Linked DNA regions of Homo sapiens: region 1 is linked to region 2. A link is a loop called in an ENCODE intact Hi-C map of the cell type or tissue named here. Cell type or tissue: B cell. All regions are shown on one strand. Each heading gives the region's core, and the rest is flanking DNA. Links, peaks and the distances in the headings are about the cores only. Region 1 has its middle 67 kb from the start of FRY-AS1. Region 2 has its middle 120 kb from the start of FRY-AS1.

Region 1 (12,290 bases), core at 2,838-10,837, 54 kb after region 2:
TAAGAATCGAAGGTTTCTGTTTCATTCTCCCCACAAAACAACAACAGACTCTTTTATCTCTAACCAACTGCTGCCTTTGGAGGTTTTATAGGGATGTTGGCTGGGGTAGAAGTGGAGAACGAGACAGGGAGAGAGAGATTGAGGCTTTTAAGAGTTGCTGGCTACTCCTTCTGTTGCACTTCTCCTTGAAAGGCCTCCCTAGGGCAGTCTACCTGTTATTGCTCTAAAATTAAGTTAGGATCTAGCTCTGTTGTAGTTGGGCAGCAGAGGTAGACATTATGCCAATATATGCCATTTTGATGTTCAGATAGAAGTCCAGCATTGTGAGTTACTTTCATTATGTGTGAAAATACGGTGTGTAGAAGTAGGTAAAAATTTGCTCAAAAATTCACTACATTCTTTCAGGAGCTATAGCAAAGCAGCAATTTATGATTTTGTTTCTTTTAAATGTGGAAGTTTGGGATTCACAAATGCTATGAAATAGATAAATACATAAAAGTTGTACACAAAATGCACATTAACCAGCTGACTAGAATTTTGCCCCAACCCCGAACTGGAATGTTTATGAACCCCTAATCTCTTGTACTCTGCAATTCTAACCTCAGTGTGCCACATTGCTGCATGTTACTCATTGCTGAATGGAGTGGCACATAACATCTATTTAAATGCTGCATAATAGAACTATGGTATCGTTTAGGACTTTATATAAAAGTTATAACATTTGAAATGCCATGAATTTCATCCCAGTGGCAACATTTCTGTAGTCAGCTTTTAAGGAATATGATTAGATGAGATGTATACTCCACTTTTAAAATATTTTAATTATCAGAATTATAGAATTACATGTTTTTTTTTTAAGTCACATAGATTCTTCAAGCTTGGATCTTACCAAGCCTGGACATCAATGAGCTATTTCAGTTTGTTGTTGTTGTTGTTTTAATCAATGATAGGGCATCTTGGAAAGCCTATGGCATTTCCTCAAAAGTTTCCTTCTTATTTTCCCTCCTAATTATTAATCTTACATAAGATGTGCCAAGATTGATTCTTGGGGATTTACTATTTTTTGTTTATAGATCAAGCTTCAAAAAGTGCATGGTGGTTATGCTGTTGAAGAACTTAGACAAGAAAATAACTCACTTGGCAGTGAGCACAGTGGAGAATCAAAGAATCAATGAATTGTGGATCTGAAAGAAATAGAGAACATCAAATTCAGTGCACTCATTTTACAGATGAAAAACTGTAGACCTACAAAGACAGTTGACATGGAGGGTCTTCTGATTCCCGTAATGTTCTATAGCATCATCCTTCATGAGATCATCACAGAAACCTAGTTTAAGAACCTCTGGGTCATTTTTGTATGCATGAAAAGTGAGAAGAAAATGATACCCACACCTTCCTGTGGGTCCAGAGGCCAGCAATCCATGCATCAACCTGTGTTTATTAAATACCCACATGCCCTCTGCTGTGCACCAGATATTGGTGGGCAGGGCTGGTGTGTGAATTAAAAAATACACGTCAGTCAGACTTGGTGAGACACTTACTCACAGGTGAGCCTTAGCCTAGTGCACAGCATCAAGACCTCAACTGGTTTTATTTTGCAGTCCATCCTTAAGAGAGAAAAAGTCTTTCTTTGATGAAAATAGCCATTAGGTGCAAAAGAGGAGATTTTAGTTCAAGGTATTATAGCTCTAGCTGAAGGAAACACACAGGAAATGTGATTCTCCTCAGAGATGTGATCCAGGAGAAAACCAGGATCCTAAACATTCCTTTTTGAGGAATATGTCTCAGGAAATATTCCTTTTGAAAGGTAAGGGTCTACCAAATGGTCACCATCCTCACAGACAGATTTGTTACAACTCCCATTTCACAATGAGGAAACTGAGGCGTATGGAAAACAATCTGTTAAAAGTTAAGAGAACAAATTTGAAACTGGGTGAAAAATTGCAACTTCTTAGCTTTAAGTTCTCCTTTACCAAATATTCTCTGAAGTTTATTCCATTCTCATGTTAAAAAAAATTGTAACCAAAAGCAGCATTACTACTATGTATCTTAGTAGTTGAACAATAAAGTGCATCATTTTTCCCACACAGATAATAACCAAATTCTTATTTAAAAATCAATTAAGAAACCTCTAATTAAAGGGGCAGTGAATGGAAACAGTAGACTTGGCCTAAATATGCTTGTGGAGCAGCTGGGGGCCTGCATCTGTCATGGGTAAAATACTTTACTCATTTGTGGGAAGTGGGTCCCCTTTTGTAGGTTGTCAGGGCTCAATTTAGTCCCTGAAAAAGATGTCACCCTATTATTTTATGTGGTCCTCAGCTTAAAAAGGTGTCTAACTGTAAGTACTACACCTCTAAAGAGAGATGTTAGAAATAATCACTGCCTTGGAAAAAAGATTCTAATAAAGCAAATTTTAAAAACAAATACAAAGCCAAATTTCTCCTAAGCACAAGAGTTTGAATATGTAGAAGGTCATTTTATTTGTTTTTTGTTTGTTTTGTTGAGTAGTAGAAGGAAAAGATCATATGACTTCATATAACCCACATGGCATCTGGGAGCACTTTGCTCTTAAAATTTAAGTAGATTGGTCAAGCTTCCATTCCATACATAGTCTCAGGCTCAATCCAAAGATTTTTATAACTTTTCAGGGACATGGGTCCTTGTGCTTAAGTTTCTGCTCCTGTGAATGTTTTGTTTGTTTGTTTTTCCTTTTTTGGTCGTTTATGATTTTTTTTCCCGGATATTGTCTCTATTCTGTACTGTGTGTGGGTTCAGAAATGAAGTTCACCTTCTTGCCTTGATTTCTGCAAATAAAAACTCAACCCAATCATAAAAGCCTCTGTATGTGTAGTGGATTCTACTGGATGTCTGGAGAGACAAAAAGAATTCCAGAAGTAGATATTCATTCAGCACAAACAACTTTGATTTAACAGCAGAGGGCCCTATTCTTGAAAAGCCCTCTCAACCACCCTCCCCTTCAAGATTTCTTAAAGCGTGTTCTACCAGTATTCAACCTCTGGCCATCAAGATGGCTCTTTTTTCCTTCTCTTCCATCTTTCCTTTCAAATTTCTTTTTACCGTAATGTCCCCAGAATTTTATTTTCTTCTTCCTCGATCATATAGAGCATATCTGCTCTTTCCAGCCTTACTCCCAAGCCCTTCTTCAGACCTATCATTGCACATCTGAAACCAATCAAGGTACCCCTCATAAACCAAAGGACCACCTGAGACTGCTCCCTTTCAGCCCATGGTTATCATAAGGGTCCATGAGAACCATCTGCAAATCTTGTTAAAATTTCAGATGCTGGTTTATCAGGTTTGGGGTTGGCTGAGGAATATGTATTTTTAATAGTCATGATTTGATTCTGTTAGAGGGATCTTCAGCTTATTCTTTGAGAAACTCTGTAGTCTAACAAGACTCATCCTCTGCAGAAGGCAGTTGGAGTCCAGAGAGCATTTTTTTTCTCTTTTGCATATACGGTAAACCTTAGTCCAAACAGAGCCCTGGAAAATATGCATGGTGATTGGAGTTAAACATCCCTGCATCATCCTGTTGCTCAGACTATCTTGCTTACCAAAGACCATGCTCTTTTTAGAAGCTCTATCAATTAAAACTTTGGTACACTCATCAGGAAGGGATAAGACTCATATTTCTCCTGTCTTAAGAGGATTTCTCTTGCTATGAAAATGGTTGTATTCACTTGAACAGGCACAGTGACTGGTTTAGTTAAGGGACATAGAAGATAAAACTTGTTTGGGGACAACCCAGGGAACTTAAAGGATCAGTGAGCAAGACTATCTTGTTAGCAGAGTTCCACATTATTTTATATTTTTATTAATTAATAGTTTGTGATAAGTTCATATGTTAATTTGAGTAACAGCATTACTCAATGAGGGTAGCTTTTTTGCAACTCATTTTACATTATAGCTTTGTCCTTTTTGAAAAATAATTTAATTACAAAAAATCAGAAAACTGATTGGAGGGTGATTATCAAGTGTATAAATTATCCATACTATGAATTGATAAATTTCCTTATATAAATGCATTTTAAATTATTCATTTTATAAAAATGAGATGTATGCTTTTCAGGAAGATATCAACTCTTGTGTGAATAAATAAATATCTGTATTATTCCTAAGAAGTTTACTGTCTTTTGGCACGCTTCTGTCATTTTTCTGTCTTAATTATTAGCTCTTTGAATAGAAGAGCTAAGTTTTCTATTTTTTTCCTTTCCTTGACACATGTATCCAGTGATTTCTGCCCACAGTGGGTGCTCAGGAAATGCTGATGCCCTTCATCCCCATAACTATGTTATATTCTCCTCCTTCCATTAATAGTGTGTGAATCTAACTAATAATTTACCCACCTAGTGTGCCCTGGATTCTTCCTTCTAAAGTGGGATAAAAATAATAGCTGATCCCAGGAATGTCTACCATCCTAAAGACTCCTGGAGTCTAGAACTGCATTCCTGAAGTAGTTCTCTCATCCACTGGTAGATTTTCTGTAACAATCTGCCTTTTTTTTTTTTTTTTCTTGATAGTGTCTCTCTCATGTTTAAGCTTTTTTCGGAATCAAGCCCACATTCTTCAGCACGGCATTGAAGACTCAGGAGCCCTCCCAGTCTGGCCCCATGCACAGATGGAAGGCTTTCTTTCCTGGTCCTTATCCTTCTCTGCACAATACTCCAGTCACACCACACCATGGACTGCTCTCTGACCCTCATGGCATTCCAGTGGCGTTATGCTCTCATACAGCCTTCCTCATTTGCCCACCTTGCTTGTCTCTGACTCATATTCTATTCCAAGGCTAAGCTCAAATGTCATCATATCTCTCAAACTGTCCCTCACACTCCCACCCCCACATGATTTAGTTGTATTCTGCCTTTTGTTCCACAGGTCTTTGTACATCATGGTATTATGGTGTTTAAGTCTGTACATATGTATTTGTATTGCCATCCCCAACCCAGGCTCCAAGCCTTCTGAAGGTAGAAAACTGTATCACATAAATGAAGAATGAATGAATGAATGAATGAGTAAATATTTAGCCTATCTGTCTGAACTGCCTGCTCTGTCTTAGCCATTGGAAACATGCTTAGAACTAAATCATTTTCTAAGAAACAATAGTCTTCCTTAGTATTAATTTTATATTATTTTTCTCTCTTCTCTCCAAGCCCTTATCACTTGGATTCTTGCTATTTTACTTTTGCTTTAAGATATCCCTGTTGTCTTATTAACTACTTTGAGTCCTACACAGATTTATGTAAGTGAGAAATATACAATATCCTATGTACCTCACCTGAGCTAAATAAAATCATTTTCCATCAAAGGAAGCATCACTGTTTTCACTTCTCTTTTCCTTACTATATTTTGGATAAAGATGATGTAGGCTTTTCATGCGCCAATCAAGTTGCATAATGTTTTTGAGTCAGTATTATTTACCAATTTATCTTGCTTCTGCATATATTGTTGGCTATGATTATATGACAGTTTCTCTTGTCTAACACACATTTACAAAATCAAAATTTTCTAATTCTCTTTAGTTTTGCTGGTGTCATTATGTATGCCATAGTTGCAAAATTGTGTTTTGTGCAACAATATAGAAGAATAAAATACAAAGGATGAAAAGAGACTCAACAAGGAGAGATAATCTTAAACTTGTCATAAAATAAAAGTGAATTTCCTAAAATTATTAATATGGTGACAAGTATATACAAATTTTGCATTAAATAATTGGGTGTAAATTCTTAACCCTAAGAAAGCTTATTGAACGATGGCTTTTTGATGTATGGAATGGATTGTTTACCAAATGAAGCAACATAACAGATATCTCTGGAATAACCAGCTTTACAGCTGACAGCAAACTCCTTAGGCCAAAGACTTTACATGTTTGGCACATTGTACTTATTGTACATCAGTGCTGTTTAAATATTTAATAGCAGTTGCTCCCATACCTATTCCTGGCTGGTCTAGCCTTCCTGACTTGTCATGTTCGTAATCAAATATGTATTTCTACATTAATCATTTGGGGTGTGGTGCCACTTTTAATCCCAGGTGGGATGATGCCATCTTCTGAAGGCTTGGTTGTGCTCTGGGTGACTAGAATAAAGATAATTAGCTATGAATATCAAACATTACTTTTTCTTTTTCTTATTTAAAAATATGTTCCTTTTTAGAGATAGATTCTTTGCGGAGTGAGTGTATTTTTTTCTAAAGATGAAGTAGTCACTGTTTTTGAAAATACTCTAGGACCTGGGCTTCATCATCCAGGCTTTATAACTAATGACGTGACCTGACCTCTCTGGTCAGTTTGGTTATCTGTAAAGAAATCCTCCTGGGCTAATTGCAAATGTTTCCAGCCCCAGAGTTTTAGTGTTATTGCCTATTTCCAGTTGTAATATTTGTGCTTATTTACTTAGAAGAAATAAATTAGTTTACTTTTAATTTTTACTGGGGAATGTAAAAAAAAAGTGCTCCTACTTAAATGTTTAATCTGTTTTGTGATTTATTTCTTTAAGGGGAATTTACCCAATATTCATTATATAGAAAAAGAGTCATGGCAACATATGAGAACTCCAAAGCATATACATATAGAATAACCTAGCTATTTAATTATGTAAATTTTAAAAGAAAAACAAAATGTAGTGATAGAAAAGAACAAAATCTCTTGGATCTGGAGAACAAAAGACTACTAATTGTGTGAACTGTGACCCTTGGGTTCTTTATCAATTAAACAGGAATCTTTCTGTTTACCAGAGAACAAGAAATGAGATAAAGACATGAAGATCCATTGTGACTGTGGACACTACGATAGGGGAAAAGTTTCTTTTTAAAAAAATTTTAATTGTTGTGGGTACATAGTATATGTTTATATTTATGGGGTATATGAGATGTTTTGATATGGGCATACAATGTGTAATAATCACATCAGGGTAAATGAGGTATCTTTCACCTCAAACATTTATCCTTTGTGTTATAAACAATCCAGTTATACTCTTTTAGTTATTTTTAAACACACAATTGAATTACTATTGACTGTAGTCACACTGTCATGCTATCAAATACTAGATATTTTTGTGTAAAGATAGTGCTAACAGACTGATGCTTTGTTTTCTGGCAAGGGGAGTGCCTTCATCTTCATCCACTCACACTTTCTCTCCTGACCTCTCTTCTGACTTTTGCCACAATTTCCTTATGTCTGGCCACATTTGGAGTTACCATTTTTGCTCATGCAAAACAATATTTGTTGTTGTTACAACAACACTAATCAGCCCACAGAAGGATTTAATCGTTATTTGTTTTCATTAATAGCTTCTTCCAGACACCCAGGTGTATCTGCCAAAAGTGAAGTAGTAAAGGCCCCATGAAAATGCTATACAAACCCTTTTAATTTTACTGACTTTGACTTCCTTTCTTATCGGGGAATTCCCAGTCTCCGAAGTTTTGTTTATGCATGCTGCAGTTTCCAAGGGTGACTGCAGTGAACTGGAAAAGTTCTATTTGAAGCCACTTTCACTTGTATGAGGTTAAACAGTCATTCAGAGAAGTGAAGCCCAGTTAGGTTTTTCTGCAGGAGCACCTGAAGGTTCTGCTTACACTAAATCTTTGGAGTTAGGTAGCCTTCAACACCTAACAGCAACTACTGTGCTTCCCATTACAATTATTTATGCCTATGTTACTTTCACATTTAAATTATTAGTATTATATATCAATGTGTAGATACAATAGGGATAATACCCAGAAACATATAAGCCATGTGCACAATTTTTCTTTTTCTTTTTTTTAGAGACAGGGTCTCGCTCTGTCACCTAGGCTAGGGTACAGTGGCACAATTGTAGCTTACTGCAGCCACAAGCTCCTGGGCTCAAGTGATCCACCCACCTCAGCCTCCTGAGTAGCTGGGACTACAGCTGTGCACTACCACGCTGGTTTTTTTTTTTTTTTTTCTGTAGAGATGGGGTCTCACTATGTTGCCTGGGCTGGTCTTGACTCCTGGCTTCAGGTGATCCTCCCACCTTGGTTCCACAAAGTGCTAGAATTATAGGCATAAACCACTATGCCCAGCCCATGGATGCTATTTTTAAATGTGATGTTTTATTTATCTCTCTAAATATCTTTAAAAATGAATACTTCTTCCAAGGAGTCCCTGAATACTAATTTTGACCTTTCCATCATCGACTAAGATCATCTTTCCTTATCTAATCTTCATTTTTGTGTTAGTAATACTTGTAATTTTTATTGTCCTGATCTTTGCTCCACATTTTTCTCCTCATGACTGTAATTCATAGAATCATGCAATAAATCATTTATTCATTCTGCAAACACTTTTTGAGTACCTATTACCTGCCAAGCACTGGTCTAGATCTGGCTCATAAGTATTGAAGTCTCCTGCTATTGTTATAGAGCTAACTGTTTTTTCCTTCAGTTCCATCAGTGTTTGCTTCATATTTTTTGGAGCTCTGTTATTTGGTACATATATGTTTATATTTTTGGGGGGGGTGTGGTGTGGATTGATCCTTTTATATTTTGGGATGTCCTTTTTTGTCTCTTATAACACTTTTTGATTTAAAGTCTTTTTTTGTCTAGTACTAATATAGCCACCACTGCTCTCTTTTTGAAGCTATTTGCAGAGAGTAGCTATTCTCATTCTTTCACATTCAACCTGTGTGTCCCTCCTAGATCTAAGATGAGTCTCAGCATATAGTTGGATTCAGTTTTTTATAAATCCATTAAGCTAATCTATGTCTCTTAATTAGGGAGTTTAATTTATTTAAAATTAAAGCAATTGCTGATAAAGACTTGCTATTGCCATTTTGTTATTTGTGTTTTGTAAACCTTATAGCTATTTGTCCCTCATTCCCTTTTGCCTTTCTTCTTTTGTGTTTACTTGATTTTTTTTGTAGTGACATGTTTTGATTGCCTTCTCATTTTCTTATTGTATATTCTATTTTCCTAGTGGTCACCACGGGGATTACAGTTGTTATTTCATCAAATAAGCTCTCTGTCTTTTTCTCTATCTGTTCTCCTTCTGGAACTCTCATAATGCCTATATTAGTCCACTTGATGGTGTCCCATAAATTCCTCTGTTTCTGTTTATTTTTCTTCACTCCTTTTTCTTTTCTTAATCAGATAATAATTTCAAATAAGCTATCATCAGGTTTACTCATTCTTCTGCATGTTCAAACCTGCCGTTGAACCCCTCTAGCAATAATTTTTCCTTTTTTTTTTTTTTTTTTTGAGACGGAGTCTTTCCCTGTCACCCAGGCTAGAGTGCAATGGCGCGATCTTGGCTCACTGCAACCTCCACCTCCCAGGTTCAAGTGATTCTTCTGCCTCAGCCTCCCAAGTAGCTGGGATTACAGGCATGCACCACCACGCCCAGCTAATTTTTTTTTTGTATCTTTAGTAGAGATGGGATTTCACCATGTTGGCCACACTGGTCTCAAACTCATGACCTTGTGATCCACCCGCCTCAGCCTCCCAAAGTGCTGGGATTACAGGCATGAGCCACTGCACCCAGCCTCTACCAAGTTTTTCATCTCAGTTATTGTGTTTTTCAACTCTACAATTTTTGTTTGGTCCTTTTAAAAACTTTGTTGACGGTCTCATTTTGTTCATGCATCGTTTTCTTGATTTTATTTAGTTGCTTGTCTGTGCTCTTCTTTAGCTCATTGAGCATATTTAAGACAGTTGTTTTAAAGTTTTTGTTAAATCCAAGGCCTGTGTTTCCTTTAGAGTCAGTTTCTTGAGATTTAGTTTGTTCCATTGAGTGGACCATGTTTCCCTCTTTTTTGTATGCCTTGTGACCTTTTGTTGAAAATTAGGCATTTGAAAGAACAGCCTCCTCTCCCAGTCTTTGCAGACTGGCTCTATGCAAGGGAAGACCTCCAATAATCAGCTTCTCATGATATCTCAAGGTCCTTTCAGATTTTTTCTGGAAATGTCTCTTCCAAGGGCCGGCACATGTGCTTTCCCCTCCAGTTTCCCTCTATACACAGATGCTTTAAATGCTGTAATTTCTCTAAGAGTCTCACTCTGCTTCTTCTCAGGGCCTTAGATGTTATATTGTATTCCTCTGCCCATAATATTTTGCCCACAGGTGCAATCTCCTTGCAGCTCAAAACCCAGTACTCCTGCCACTACTTTCAGCAGCCTTCAATTGATATTTAAGTTATGCTACTACTCCCTTCAGTGCTCCTAGTCAGGTCAAACAGAAACCAGTCCCTTGGACAGCTGCCAGACAAGCCATAAGATTGCAAGCAAGTTCCACTCTTTTTCTTCTTCCCTGAGAGAGGAAGTGGGACTGGGTGGTATACCGTGCTATGTTGGGGAGTAAGGTGACAAAACGTCCTGTTGTCAAAACAATGGGACTCAAAAGTTTGGTGTTCTTTTGTTTTTTTAGGTACTCACTTGGTTGCTGCAGCTTCTTAACTGGTTTCTAGAGTTCCTACAAGGCTACGTTGGTCCCTGGGTTTCTCTTTATATAGTGTTTCTATAGGGAAATGAGGGCCTATAGCTTCTAGTCTGCTATCTTGCTGATATTACCCTTGCTCATAAGTAACTCATAAATCAGGGATAAAGAAAGATATATAATGAGAATGACATAAACAGTTTTGTGTTTAGAATAAAATAACTCTTAAGACTAAATACTCTTGTACAAAAAGAATAATAAACTTCAGAACCAAAGAAACCATTAGAAACTCCTCACATATTAGATTAGGCGAGAAATGGTAAAGGCTTAAACTAAGACAGTAGTACATACTCAATAAATACTCAGAAGGTGCAATTCAAAGATTCAGTAGTCTATTGGAAGCATTGGCCAGGGATGTGAAGATGGAAGAGATATGGAATAAAGAAATAGACGAATAGGTTCCATTAACTCTGTGATTTTAGATAAGTTACTTAGCCTTTGTGAACTTCAGTTTCATCATCTATAAAATAGGATGGTTGTGAAGGCTAAAAGGATAACACATTTAAGTGCCTAGTAGATAGTAGGTAACTAATAAATGCTAATTTCTTTTTTTAAATATATCTACCTCTGACCAACGTATCTAGATTATGCAGTTTATTGGATGATCATGCTACTCACTGAAATGAAGAATAGGGAAAGCACAAAACAATCTTTTAAATCTTTGGGTTTTTTTTTTAACTCCTGTGCTTCAGTAATAATACACATTAGACAGGTTCTATATAAGGAGCTGTTTGCATTTTTGTTTATCTCTCTCAAACCAACTGTCCCAAGCATCTTAAAATTATTATCTGATTCCCAGAACATTCCCCTTAAATTGGGCAGTGTGCAAGGTCACTTTTTGCACTCTGGTTGGCTCCAGGCTATTCAATAAATTTGGAGTAAAGTGATAAAAATAATTTCAGTCTCCTAGCTCTCAAGCCAATGTTTTGTTATCAACTCTGAGACCTTTTAAGAATTCTGTGAGAATCTTCTCCAAATGGCTCTAATTTGACAGATTTACAGCCATGTAAATATATATGTGCATTCATGATGACAGTTTAAATGTTGTAAGTAGAGTTTATGAAAGGAAAATTGAAAAAGGAATTTCAAATAGCCCCCTTTTCCCCATTAAGGCACTGACCGTTTTATAAAATCATGCTTGCATAGGCTAAGATTCACACTGCTATCAATACTAGGGAATGTAAGTTTTCGTGCAACTGCTGTTTCATATGGACTGTATATCTAACTTAACAAATCATAATGTAGGTTTTAAAGAATGAAACGAGCAATTTTAAAACCTATTCTAGTAACATTATTTTTAGAATAATCAGGATAATTTAACTCTTAATAAATAATGCAAGAGTTATGATCTATGCATCAAATTTTAAAAGATCGTAATTATGTATGCAGATATTCCATTCTGATAGGATAAAAATCTATTGGTTTATAAAATGTGAAAGCTCAGAATTTGGGATAATTCAGGCCTCCAGCCAGGGAGTGATGTGAGCAGTTAGTACAAGCATACCCTGGGCTCTTTCCTCTATGTCACACCCCACCCTCCCACACCACCAAGAAATGGAATTTTCCACAGTGGTGTATTTGATTTGTTATATGTTTTGAATTATTTTCAAGAAGAACAGAAGCTATAAAAATTTCAAGTAGAATCATCTAGTTTTTTTCTCCTCATCCTTTTGCTGTGATACATATCCTGAGTCTTATTTCTTATCTTGTGAACTAGCCAAATATGTCAGCAAAATGTCACCTCCTATAGAGAAAGTAACAAAGACATATTTTTTGGTACAATAAAAATGACAAAATACAAATGGAATTCTTATTATAA
Region 2 (12,290 bases), core at 1,723-9,722:
ACTGTTCATAATCATGGGCCTCAGGCACACCGTCCAGCTTCCCTGAGCCTCAGTGTTCACATCTGTGGAATGAGCGTGATGGCCACCTCCCAAAGCGGATTTCAGTGTTCACTGAAACCATATGTATTAAAATATTTTGTAAATTGTAAAGCTTCATGTAAATGTGAGGTTTCATTATTTTTTTTTTGTTGGAATCTTCAATTGCCTCAAGGCCTAAGAATATCAGTTACATGGAATTCCTGGTAGCATTACACAATGTCAGCTGAGGGCCAGGTGTGGTGACTGTAGTTCCAGCTGCTCGGGAGGCTGAGGCCAGAGGATGGCTTGAGCCCAGGAGTTCAAGGTTACAGTGAGCTATGATTGTACCACTGCACTTTAGCATGGGCAGCAGAGCTAGACCCTGACTCAAAAAAAAGAAAAGAAAAGAAAAGAAAATGCCAGCTGAGGAAATGCAGGATACACCTGATTTTACTCTACACTTACTTAATAATGAGATTTTAAAATACTGTGTAAGTAAAGGGTGCTTTTAGAGTAAGCTTTCAAAACAAGTGTGTGTGTGTTTTTAAGGCTTTTCATCCAGAGCAATAAAGAAAAACATTAGAAAGTCTTCTGATTCATTTCTTAGCCAGGTGTCAAGTTTTTTATTATTTGCTCTGAGATGAGCTCTATTAACTAACTTATTTCTCTGTCAAAAACTGAATTCTCATCTCTGTTCTCCTCCTGCTCAAATTTGGCAGCTCTGCATGACTGTCAGTCACGGCGGTTGGGAATGTTGCTCCCCTCCCTCAGCACTGAAAACGGTGAATAGATGTATTATTGCTGCTTGCAAAGTACTAGAATGTAGCTGTCGTGGGAAAATTTAAATGGTCGCAATAGCAATAACAATAACAACGCAGCCTGCCTGTCTTTCTTCTCGTGTTCCGGGGCAGAAAGGGAGCTACCACCAGCTACGCAACTCAGTGGCTACACAAAATGCAAATTTCCCTGGCTTCGAACGTGGAGATTGTCCAATATCTAAAGAAAATTGTCTACATAAAAGAAATAATAAGAATTTTGGGGTGAAACAGTGCCTTTTCCAACGTTAAGTTTCAATTGCAAATCTTCACAAAGTTAATCCTGTTTTCCTGCAGCAACGGGGGAGTAATTTATCATTCAAATCATTGAAACCCAGAGACAATCACCAAACTTTATTTTAGCCAATGGTTTCATGTTTCTTATCAGGAGCAAGTGTTTTCTACAAAGGGTAACAATTAATTGATTTGAATATTTTTGTGCATTGATTGCCCTTGATTTTGAATAATGTGAGAAAAAGTAGGAAAGAAAGCGCAAGGCAAAGAATATTATTCATAAAGCCAAGTTTGAATGTCTGTATCACAACATGTGCTCATAAGGTTAGAAATATTTAAGTGCATGTTTAGGTGGCTTGGTTATAGAAATAAAAAAGACATGAGCTGTAAATAGTGAAAAGATATTTTAGAACTTACGAAAGGGAGATTATGTATGTAAAGTATGTACCGTGGGTATTCATGGTGTTGGACTGAATTTCAGTTGCCCGGCTTCTACGCAGACACCTTCCTCCTTTTAATCTAGTGATATTGTCCATCTCCCTGGTCACCCTTCTCTTCATACCTTACTAAGGCATCTCTGGTAGTAACTAACTCCATTGACCTCCCTACTTTCCCCAGTTGTTCTCTGGGTACCATACACCTGATTTCTTTATACTCCACTGGCTTTTTCTTTCCTATCTTCTCTGATAGCTTCTCCTCCCTTGCCCAACCACTAAATACTGAAAGCCCCAAGACACTGGGTCCCAATACCCCTCCTCTTCATTATATTTGAGGTCATCTCCTCCAATTCCATGTGCTAGTAATACCCAAATCTATATATCTGGCCCTGGCCTCTCCCCAAAATATTCAACTCAAGTCCTAAATGCTTCTGTTTGGACATCTTGGAGACACTGCAGGTTTAACCTGGCCAAAATAAAAGTTGATTCTCTATCACATACCTGTTCCTCCCCCAGGTTTCCCATTTCTGTAGGTAGCACCAACATCCAACATCCAGACAAAAAAACTAAGGCTTATTCTTGATTATTTTCTTATTTTCACACTCTGCATTCAGTCTGTCCTATCAAACCTGTCTCCCAAACAGATCCCAATCTATCTAATCCTTTCCATTTCCATTATCAACACTCCAGTCCTAATCACTGTTTGCTCTCGCCCTTGCCTATTGTAAGAGCCTCCCAGGTTTGTCTCCCTCCTCCTATTCTTGTCTCCCTTCAGTCACTTCTTCACACAGCAATGATCTTTTAAAATAATAATAATAATGTGTCACACTCTCCTCCCCGTTTATAATACCCCTATGGCCTCCTATCTCATTTGCAATGAAATCCAGACTCTGCCTGGTTTATGAAGCCCCTACATCATCTGGACCCTGTCTAGTTCTCCAATATCATTTTGCATCGCTCTTCCCTTTTTACACCCCAACCAAACAGTTTACTTTTTATTTTTGTAACACACCAAGCATGTTCCTACCATAGAGCCTTTGCATGTGTTGTTTCTGGGCTGGATGCTCTTAAACCTAATATGTGCGTGGCTAGATTCTTCTTAACATTCATGTCTCAGCCTCATTCTGTCCTCATAGACGTCTCCCTGACACCCAGCCTATTAGGTTGGTGCAAAAGTAATTGCAGGTTTGCCATTATTTTTGCACCAGCCTAATAAAACAGTGACTCTCTGTCATGTTACTATGCCTTAATTCTCTGTGATGTATTTGTTGTACTATTCGACATTTTCTTATGCATCTATTAATTTTTCCTTTTTAGTTTGTGTGTGCGTGCTCACACATAATCATATTATCAGCTTATGAGAGCAGGGGTCCTGTGGTCTTATTCACCACAATAACCTCAGTGCTTGGAACACTGCACGTAGTAGGTGCTCAAAAAACACATTTTGAACAAATGAATAAACCAATTTAAGCAGCAGGAAAATCTGTTAAATGGGAAATAAGCGACATTTTCTCTTTTATTTTATGGTGAGGTCTTGGCTGATTTAGCCAAATTTCTAAGGACTAACCGAGAAAATAAAACTGAAACACATCATTTGGCCGATTCGTTTCAGTGAAACTCCTTTCTTCTGAATTTGTGATCAAGCCCGCCATAAAGAAGAGACATGATGGCACTGTAAATCTGATAAATTTCTGATGAGATACATGGCAGTTTAATGCAACTTGGTGACATGACCCTTATGCTCTTACCACTGCTGGGTCCTCATTCATGCGATGAGACTGTAGCCCAAACTCTAAGTAGGTTCTGACAAAGATGGAAAGCTTGGAGTACTAAGAACTGCTCCAGTGATACTCCAGTTCTTTTCCCATTCTTTCCTCCTTTTTACTGATGCAAGATAAAATGGGAAGTACAGCAGGACAAGGAGTGCGATTCGTGCTCAGAGTAGCTGTATTATGGGTTCTCACCTGGCTGAAACTCCTATTTGCATGGGATTATCTGACTCTCAGCTAAGATACACTGTTTCCCTAAGGCAATTTCGGAGGCCAAGCCCAAAATTGACACATTTAGAGATTCAGGAGCAAATAACTTTGTATTTATTTGTCAGTGAAGCACTATTTATGGCATTTCAATCACGTGGCAATCTTAAGACTGTAATTATAGAGGTCTAAGAAGAATATAGAACATTTCTTCTGACTTATCCTTTTGAGATTTAGAATTGAAAATAGTTTGATCTCTTTTTTCAGCCCCTCAGAGATAACTTACATGACCTTTAGCCAATTCCCCATTCTTCCTTTCTCATTTCACAATTGCAAATGCTACTGGGTAGTTTTCCTCTGTTTTGAGCCCCACCCTTCCTGTTGCTAAGCAGATGAACTGGATTACATAAATTGTCAATTTCTCAGCTGTGACAATGAAAAAGACAGGACAACAGTAGCCAGAAATGAGGACAGCTGCTTCTAGCACTTGGGATTTGGGGTTAGATGATGAAGAGAGAATCAAAAGGAAATAGGTGAAGTTAGCATAAGTAAAAAGTTAGACACAATTCTATTACTTTAATACAAACTCTGTTAACATTTGGGTATATTTCTTTCAGAGATTGGTACTCATATTAGAGTGGAGTTATTTGGGTTTTTGTTTTTCCTTTATGCCTACTTATAATTTACATGCTCTTATCCTTTGTTTTATAATATTTACAAGTTGCAGTTATTATTTTAATATTTCAGGTTAAGTTGACTTTTCAATATGGAGTCAGTTTTAAGTGTGTGCGTTTTAAAGGGGCATATTTGCATTTCTGACCCACAAAGACTAACATCACTTGTGACAATTAATTTTCACTCATCTAAATTTTGCAATGTTTTTAAACCAAAACAGGTTTAATAATGATAGGTATCCACTAAACATCCAGCTTTTATCACATCACCTGTAGCTTCCCATGGAAATTTTCTACGAAGCAAACATTGGCTAGTATTACAGATATTTCCTTTTCAAGCCCTCATGTTTAATCAACTCCGCTTACCTGTGTGGCTTTAATAAGCGTAATGCCAACTCCAGCTCCCCAGAGTGAGGTAAACAGTATGTATGGGCATAATTAGCAAATCATTTGGTTGTAAGATGTTGTATGATTCACATATTTGGTTTTCTTTAATGAGGCATTCCTCTCCAGACACATTAGTCGTTTCCCAAAATGCTCCTTTGCAAATAGCTATAGAAACAGCAAATGATGAACTAAAAAAGGTGTGCTGCACGTGGGACACCAGAGGGCGCTAGAGTAATGTTATAATGTGCCTCTGCTTTTCTCTTAGCTTTGCTATTAAAAAATTAAAGCTTTTAAAATAATACACTACCTTGTCTTGAAGACATTTATTTGAAGTTATACGATATAGCTTTATGATTTGAGTCAAACATTTATTATTATTTATCATTACAGTCAGCATCTTCTCAAAAGCAGGTCTTTTATTCCCATGCTGAATTTTAGAAAAGAAATTCTAACAATAGTCCTCCTCTTAGACTTTTTTTTTTTAAGGAAAACACATTATTATTCTTAGATTGTGACTTTGTCCTCTCCCAAGAGACAGTCACGTGTGTTAAAATGTTTAGTAGTTCTAGTCTGCTAGAAATGAATAATAGAGGAAGTGAATTATTTCTAAACTTTTAGAACCACAGAATTTGGGCATTTGATCAGTATTTGTCTACTGTTGAATTTAAAATAAAACATATGAATGTATCAGGATAAAGTGGCAGTGCTGCAAAAATTTGAAGTGCTGAAAAAAGTTAGAAAATTAAATTGGCATTTATTAATAATAAGCAACCATTTTAGTGTAGCTAGAAGGTTTATTTTCTAGTGTTAAGCTGTCTTAAAAATCAGAGGTATTTTTGTTCAACATAATTTACTGAAAAGTGTGTATAGAATGCTTAATATGTATGTGCCTAAAATTGCTCTTAGTGACCAAATATTCACATGCTGGGTGTGGTGGCTCATGCCTGTAATCCCAGCACTTCAGGAGGTAAGAGGGTTCCTTGAGGCCAGGAATTCAAGAGCAGCCTAAGCAACATAACAGGACCCTGTCTCCACAAAAATTTTAAAAGCAGCCAGGTGTGGTGGTGTGTGCCTGTAGTCCTAGCTACTTGGGAGGCTAAGGCAGGAGGATTGCCTGAGTTCATGTGTTCAAGGCTATAGTGAGCAGTGATCGTGCCGCTAGACTCCAGCCTGGGTGACAGAGCGAGACCCTGTCTCAAAACAAAAAATCAAACCCCAAAACCACAAAAAATTCACAAGACAACTTACGTAATCTAAGATATAAATCACACATACCAGACATGAAATTTGCAAATGTGTATCAGATAAAATACTATGTGTTTAAAGGATGGGGATGCTATGTGACTGAAGGGTTAGGGGAGACTGGCGAAATGGAAGGAACTAGCTGAGCTTGAAGGATGGGGTAGGATCTAATTCAGCAGAAAACAAATTATAGCAGAATAACCATGGCCAGAAAGGGAGAGATGACACAAATGCATGTGCAGCAATATATCAAGCATCTGCTTTTCATCTTTCCACAGGGAGGTCCCATCTCGCATTGTAAAGGGCATTGTTTTTATGTTATTTCTTTGTCTTTCATGTTGTGGTGTGTATTGGTTTGGGTTTTCTGGTTGTTTTCTTTGTGTTCTTTTACCAGAAAACAAAAACAAAAACAGCCTTTCAGAGGGGAAATCATTCCTCATCCCCAATATGACCAGTATTTGTTCCAGCCTTTCCCAGCTCTGGTCCAGCCAGATGAGAGTGCTGCTGTAATGTCCAGTGCTATGGCTGGGCGGCCTCAGGGAGAGCGAGGGTTCAAGTCCTCAGCCTTCTCACAGCGCTGCATCCAGGTGGATGCCACAGATCTTTCGATGCTGTGCCCTGTACACTGGGAAATTGTCTGTTTCCCTCTAGGGACTGAGGTTCTCAAGGTAGAATCATGGCCTGATTCCACTTTGTAGTCCTAATGCTCAATGCACATTGGGAAGTCAGTAAATATTTCTTTTTTAATGTAATTATCTATTTATTAGTCCAAGATCAGTGTAAATGTATTGTAGAAAATTATAAAATACATATAAGAAAAATACTTTTTGAAAAACATTGTAATCCTACAACAGTTTATTGGTATTACCTTAGTGCCTATCCTTCCAAACACTTTCTGTCCACCTCTATGTTTATCTGTTTTGCTATGTATCTACCTATCTAGGTATTTTTAAACTGAGATTAGACTATACACACTTTTATAGCCAGTGTTTTCTCATTTAATAATCTCCACATTTCCATGTTAGTAAGTATTGATCTTAAATGATCATTCCTATCAACAAACTTGCTGCATAAAAATCCCCCTGGGGAATGCTTGCCAAAATGCAGATTCCTAGGGCCCAGGCTGGATCTGCAGATTCAGAATCTCCAGGGTTATGGCTCTGGAATTTGTATTTTCACAAGCATCTGAATGCTCATATTCCAGTCACTGATCTACACCATCATTTTGGGGAGCCAGAATAGATTTCCACTGTCTAGACAGATATATTGCATTTAACCAATCCCTAGTTCAGTTTTTTCATTATCATGAGGCAGGTCATAAAGATCATTAAGTGATGAGCATCATAAGTTAAGATGGTAGACATTCTAAATCTCTATAAATGTCAACACAGATTTATTTATGGTTAATATAGGAAGTTAAAAATCTATGCCCAGTCTTGACAGATGGAGCTTTTTGGTTATAAGGTGGTTATCCCAAAACCACAAAGCAAAATCATAAAATGAACAGAACTGCAGGGGTGTGTCTTTCTTCCTTCCCTCCTTCCTTCCTCCCTTTCTTTTTTTTTTTCTTTTTCTTTTCAGTTGTGGGCCATGGGAACATAAATCCAGGTGTGGGTAGCCAGATGACTCAAGTCCCCAGATTTGGTGCTCTCTCCTCTGTTTATGTGGACACAGTGACTAGTTTTGCCTCTCTCAATCCTTTTGACCTCTGCTGACAGATTCTTTCTTAATACTGCTGATTTGGTTGTAATGAAACAACCTTGCCCAGCCCACATTATTTCATCTCAATATGCGTTAGCATGACTGCTACAGTTCTCCAAGTTCTGGGCTGCCTCAGGGAAAAAGTCTGCCCATAATTTTTTCATATCTATTTTTTTCCTTTCAATTACATTTTGTAGCTCCCCCAGTTTCATGATGTAATGTTAGTGGAATTAAACTTGATCAGCTTAAAATTAAGTAATTAATTACATGAAGCTTCAATAATAGTTACAAATTGCTCCCTGCCTATCTGGGTGACACCCGGTGACAGTGAATTTCACAGTGCTATGAGGGACAGATGGTGAAGCTCCATTTGGCCTGTCATTTAAAGTATTTAGGTAATTAGGTTAAAAAATGTTTTCAAAGAACTCAGATGGGCCACATGTGTCCAACAGGCTATATATAAATGCCTGGACACCACTTAAGACATAATATTGCTGGATTCTGTTTGGACACAATAGTGCTTAAACATCCATTTATTACTGTCTGTTGAGATCTTGCTTAGTAAGTGCCAGATACTGTGCTAGGCACCAGAGATTCTGTGGTGAATAAGAGAGACATAGTCCCTGTCTTCATGGAATTTACAGTCTAAGGGATCAAAGACAAAAAAAAACAAAAACAAAAAAAAACAGGCAATTCCTCTAAGTACAGTAAGAGAATACATAGGAAAAGCAATTAACCCAGACTCCTAGTGTTAGGAAAGGCTTCTCCTGTGAGTAATGTCCAAAAAGAAATCTAAAGGACAAATAGAAACAGGCCAAGAGAGGGCAGAAGATGTCTAAGGCAGAAGGACCAGCATCTAGAAAAGTCCATGAGCCACCACCATGCCACATTCAAGGTACTGTAAGAAGCTGGCTGAGACTCAGCATGGAGCTGGCTCTGAGCTGAAGCTGGGTGGGCACGCCAGGCCAGGACACCAGGTTCTTGGAAGCCCTGGCAAGGAGTTTGGACTTTATTATAAGGACAAAGCGGCTCCACTGAAAGTTTTTTAAGGAGAAGAGTGTTATATTTATGTTTTTAAAAGATCACTTTTGTCAAAGTAGGAGGAGTGGGTTGAAAAGTTGCAAGATGAGAGGAAAGGAGATCAGACAAACTGTCCTGCAGTCATCCAGCTGAGAGATGCTACTGACCCGTTAGAGAAAGGATTCCTTAATTTTTTTACATTCATCAAGTATAACTATTTAGCTTATTATATTACACAGCTCATAACATTGCACTTGGCTCATACTATTTCTGCCAGAAGCCAGGCGCTTTTCTATGCAGTCTCTGTGTTTTTGGAGCTTACATTTGAGTGAAGAGAGATAGAAAGTAAACACATTTTTAAAATTAATACAATAGCATTTTTCACAACAGCCAATAGGTGGAAACAACCCAAGTGTCCATAACAAGGTAAACAAAATATGGTATACATACAATAGAATGGAATATTATTCAGCCTTAAAAGGAAGGAAGTTCCAGCACATGCTACAACATGGATGAACTCTGAGGACATGATGGTGATGATGTTTGCACAATATGAATGTACTTAATGCCACTTAATAGTACATTTAGTAATGATTAAAATGGTAAATTTTGTTATCTTTATTTCCCACAATTAAAAAAATGTCATCCTTCCCCACAGCCAAACATTCTATGAAGCTGTGGGGCAAAGAAATGCAAAAAGAGTGGCCCAAAACTGTGTTTCAGGTAGATTTTTTTTTCACTAGGAAAAAAAATTAACATGTATTGTGGTAATTTATATGAAGAAATAAACCAGAGGATGCAGTGGAGAGCAATTTGGAGGGGCAGGTGCGGGCTGGGCACTTTCTTTAGGTGGAGTGGTAAGAGAAGCCCTCTCTGAAAAAGTGGCATTTAAGCTGAAACCTGAAAGGAAGGCAACGATGTACAGATCTGGTAAAGGAATATTTTGGGCAGAGAGAACAGCAGGGACCCAGGCCCTAAAGTTGTGATGAGCTTGGCAGAGAAAAAGGCTAAAGGGTAGTGAAGAAGAAGCTAATGGTAGGAAATGAAGTGAGAGAAGAAGGCGGCAAAGAGGTTCTAAAGGCCTAATAGGTCACAGAAAGCAGGTGGGTTTTATTCTCATTGCAGTGGGAGGCACTGGAAGTTTTTAAGCATACCAGTGATAAGATCAGATTTTTTAAACAAAAAGATCACCCTGCTGTGAGGCGATAGGCAGAGGTGGAGGTGGGAGGCCTTGGAGGCTGTCAGAGTGAGAGATGAAGGGGAGATACAGAAAGGATAATGCATTTGAGAGCTACTTAGCGGGCAGATTCCGCAGGACTCAGTGTTGATTGACTGTTGAAAGTAAAATACATGATTCCCCTGTGTCTAGCCTGGGCTTCTGGATGAACACTGGTGCCACCCTGGTGGTCTAGTTGGTAGAATCCTGTGTTCACACTGTTGAGGCCTGGTTCAGTTTCTTATGAGAAAAGCAGTATTTGGAAGGAAATGTGTAGTAACAGGTTAGAGCATTGGACTCCGGGTCAGAGAAGCCTGGGTATGAGTGAGCACCACTTCCTAACTTTGGGAAGGATATTTCATCTCTTTTATTTTCTAGTCTCTGAAGTGAGGCTAATAATACGAACTCTGGGTGTAATGGGCTCCCTAAAAATGATTGATGCCCTTTCCCCCTGTGAGCCTCCCTCACCAGCTTCACCAAAGGAAAACCATGAGCTCAAAAGCAAGCAATACAAAATCTTGCCCGAAGGATCCGTCAGGCAGATCTCTGAAGGCACCCCAATGCATGCACTTTCCTAAAGAAGCTGAAAAAGAAGAAAGTACTGACTTGCTCCTTGCCGCTAAGCCCTAGGGAAGCTGTGCATCTAAACTGCCAGACACAATCAACCGCAAGCATCTAAAGCCTTCTGGCAACAACAACAACAAAAGTTTTAAGTAATGGGGGAAAATAGAGATCTCATTCACAATAACAAAAGCTAAATGGTATCTAGGAATAAATCGAAAAGATATTCAAGTCCTTATTGAGAAAATTATAAAATATTACTGAAGAACATAAACTAAGATGCAAATAAAAAGAGAGATACACCACTCTCAGAAAGATTCAATAGCGATGTCAGTTTTTACCAAATTGATTTTAAAACTCAATAAAATTCCAATCAAACTCCAAGTAGGTTTTGTGTGGGTGTGTGAGAGTGTGGAATTTTACAAGCTGATCCTAAAATTTGTACGGAAAGCATGAAAAAGAAATACTTAAAACGTGTGTGGAGACCTATCTGGAGAAGCTTACTCTATATCAAAATGTATTTTAAAGCCATAATAATTGAGTCAGAGTAGTGTTGGTGCAGAGATAGAAACATAGACCAAACAAAATAGAAAGCACAGAATGTATTCATGCATATACAGAAACCTGATACATGCTACTTGGTACTGACATTGCAGGTCAAGTAGGGGAAATGATTGATAATCAGTAATGGTGCTGGGATATTTGGTTTTCTATATGAAAAAATATGTGTGTGTGTGTGTGTGTGTGTGTATTTTTTAACCTCATACCACATACAAAAATACATTCCACAGGGCTTAAAAAGCTAAATGGTGTTGATAAAAAAGCCGAACTCTGTAAAATATTTAAAGAGGTTTATTCTGAGCTAATATGAGTGACCATGGCCCAGGGAACAGTTTCAGGAGGTCCTGAGAAATTGAGACCAAAGTGTTCAGGTTAGTTTGGTTTTGTACATTTTAGGGATACTGAAGTTACAGGCAAAGACATAAATCAATACACGTAAGGTGTATGTTGGTTCGGTCCAGAAAGTTGGGGTGGGTACAGGTCACAGGTGAATTCAAAGATTTTCTGATTGGCTATTGGTTGAAAATGTTAAGGATTGAGGTAAAGGCATAAAGTCAGTAGAAAGAAATGCTGGAGTTAAGATAAGAGGGGTTGTGGAAGCCAGGGTTCTTGCTGTGTAGATGAAGACTCGAGGTAGCAGGCTTCAGGGAGAATAGATGGTAAATGTCTTTTTTTCAGACTTTAACAGGTGTCAGACTTTTGGTTAATCTCTCCTAGATCCATGAAAGGCATAGCTACATTAATGGAAATTCTCTACAGATGCAAAATTTCCCCCAAAAAGGATGACTTTGCAGGACCATTTTAAAATATAGCAAAGACATATGTTTTGTGGTAAAATATTTTTATTTCCTTGAGGGTCTGCTATCTGTCCTGTGATGCTATACTAGAGTCAGGTTGGAATTTGGTATCTTATTGCCAAAGAGTCTATTTCGTCAGTCTTATAATCTCTATTTTAATGTTAGTGCTGGTCAGTTGTGCCTACACTCCAAAAGAAGGAGGGTATAAGAAGGCATGTCCTGGCCCCCTTCCCATCAGGGCTAGGAATTCAGTTGTTTAGGTTTCCCTTTCCCCAGAGGGGGTGTGTTAAGTCAGGGGGCTTTGGATTTTATTTTTGGTTTGCAGTGGGAACAACAAAAGCATAAGAAAAATATCTTCAAAATCTCATGGGAGGATTTATCAGGATACAGACAGCACAATCACAATTGACAAGTCTGACTACATAAAATTAAGAGTGTCTGTTCAAAATGAAATGTTAAGCAACATAATGGGAGAAGATATTTGCATTGTGTATAATTTATAAATAATTAGGATCTAGAATATATTTTAAATCTATAAGATATAGAAACAGCCTAATACAAAATTAGGCAAAGAACATGAATGTAAAATACACAGGAAAAAATTTAATTGGGTATGAAAAGAAGCATAGCCTCCTCAGTTATGAAGATGTA

What was found. Hi-C counts contacts between places; a loop is a spot of excess contacts. Peaks named below come from ENCODE experiments on the same cell type or tissue, not always from the same donor. Only the 100,000 strongest peaks of a DNase experiment are listed, where the experiment ranks them.
Region 1: a loop joins it to region 2, with 2.0 times the contacts of the local background. A loop is called at or near these places in 8 of 110 quality-filtered maps.

The regions. Positions count from the first base shown.
Region 1 is chr13:31,958,410-31,970,699 of GRCh38, forward strand. It overlaps the pseudogene EEF1DP3. Among named protein-coding and RNA genes, the nearest start is that of FRY-AS1, 67 kb to the right of the region's middle. RefSeq lists an enhancer at 7,296-7,405. In B cell, for the core only: no CTCF peak of the experiment used is centred there; a DNase peak (open chromatin) is centred at 7,452; H3K4me3 peaks cover 441 bases; H3K27ac peaks cover 2,808 bases.
Region 2 is chr13:31,905,328-31,917,617 of GRCh38, forward strand. It overlaps the pseudogene EEF1DP3. Among named protein-coding and RNA genes, the nearest start is that of FRY-AS1, 120 kb to the right of the region's middle. In B cell, for the core only: CTCF peaks have their summits at 4,771 (motif pointing right) and 4,970; a DNase peak (open chromatin) is centred at 4,764; H3K27ac peaks cover 438 bases.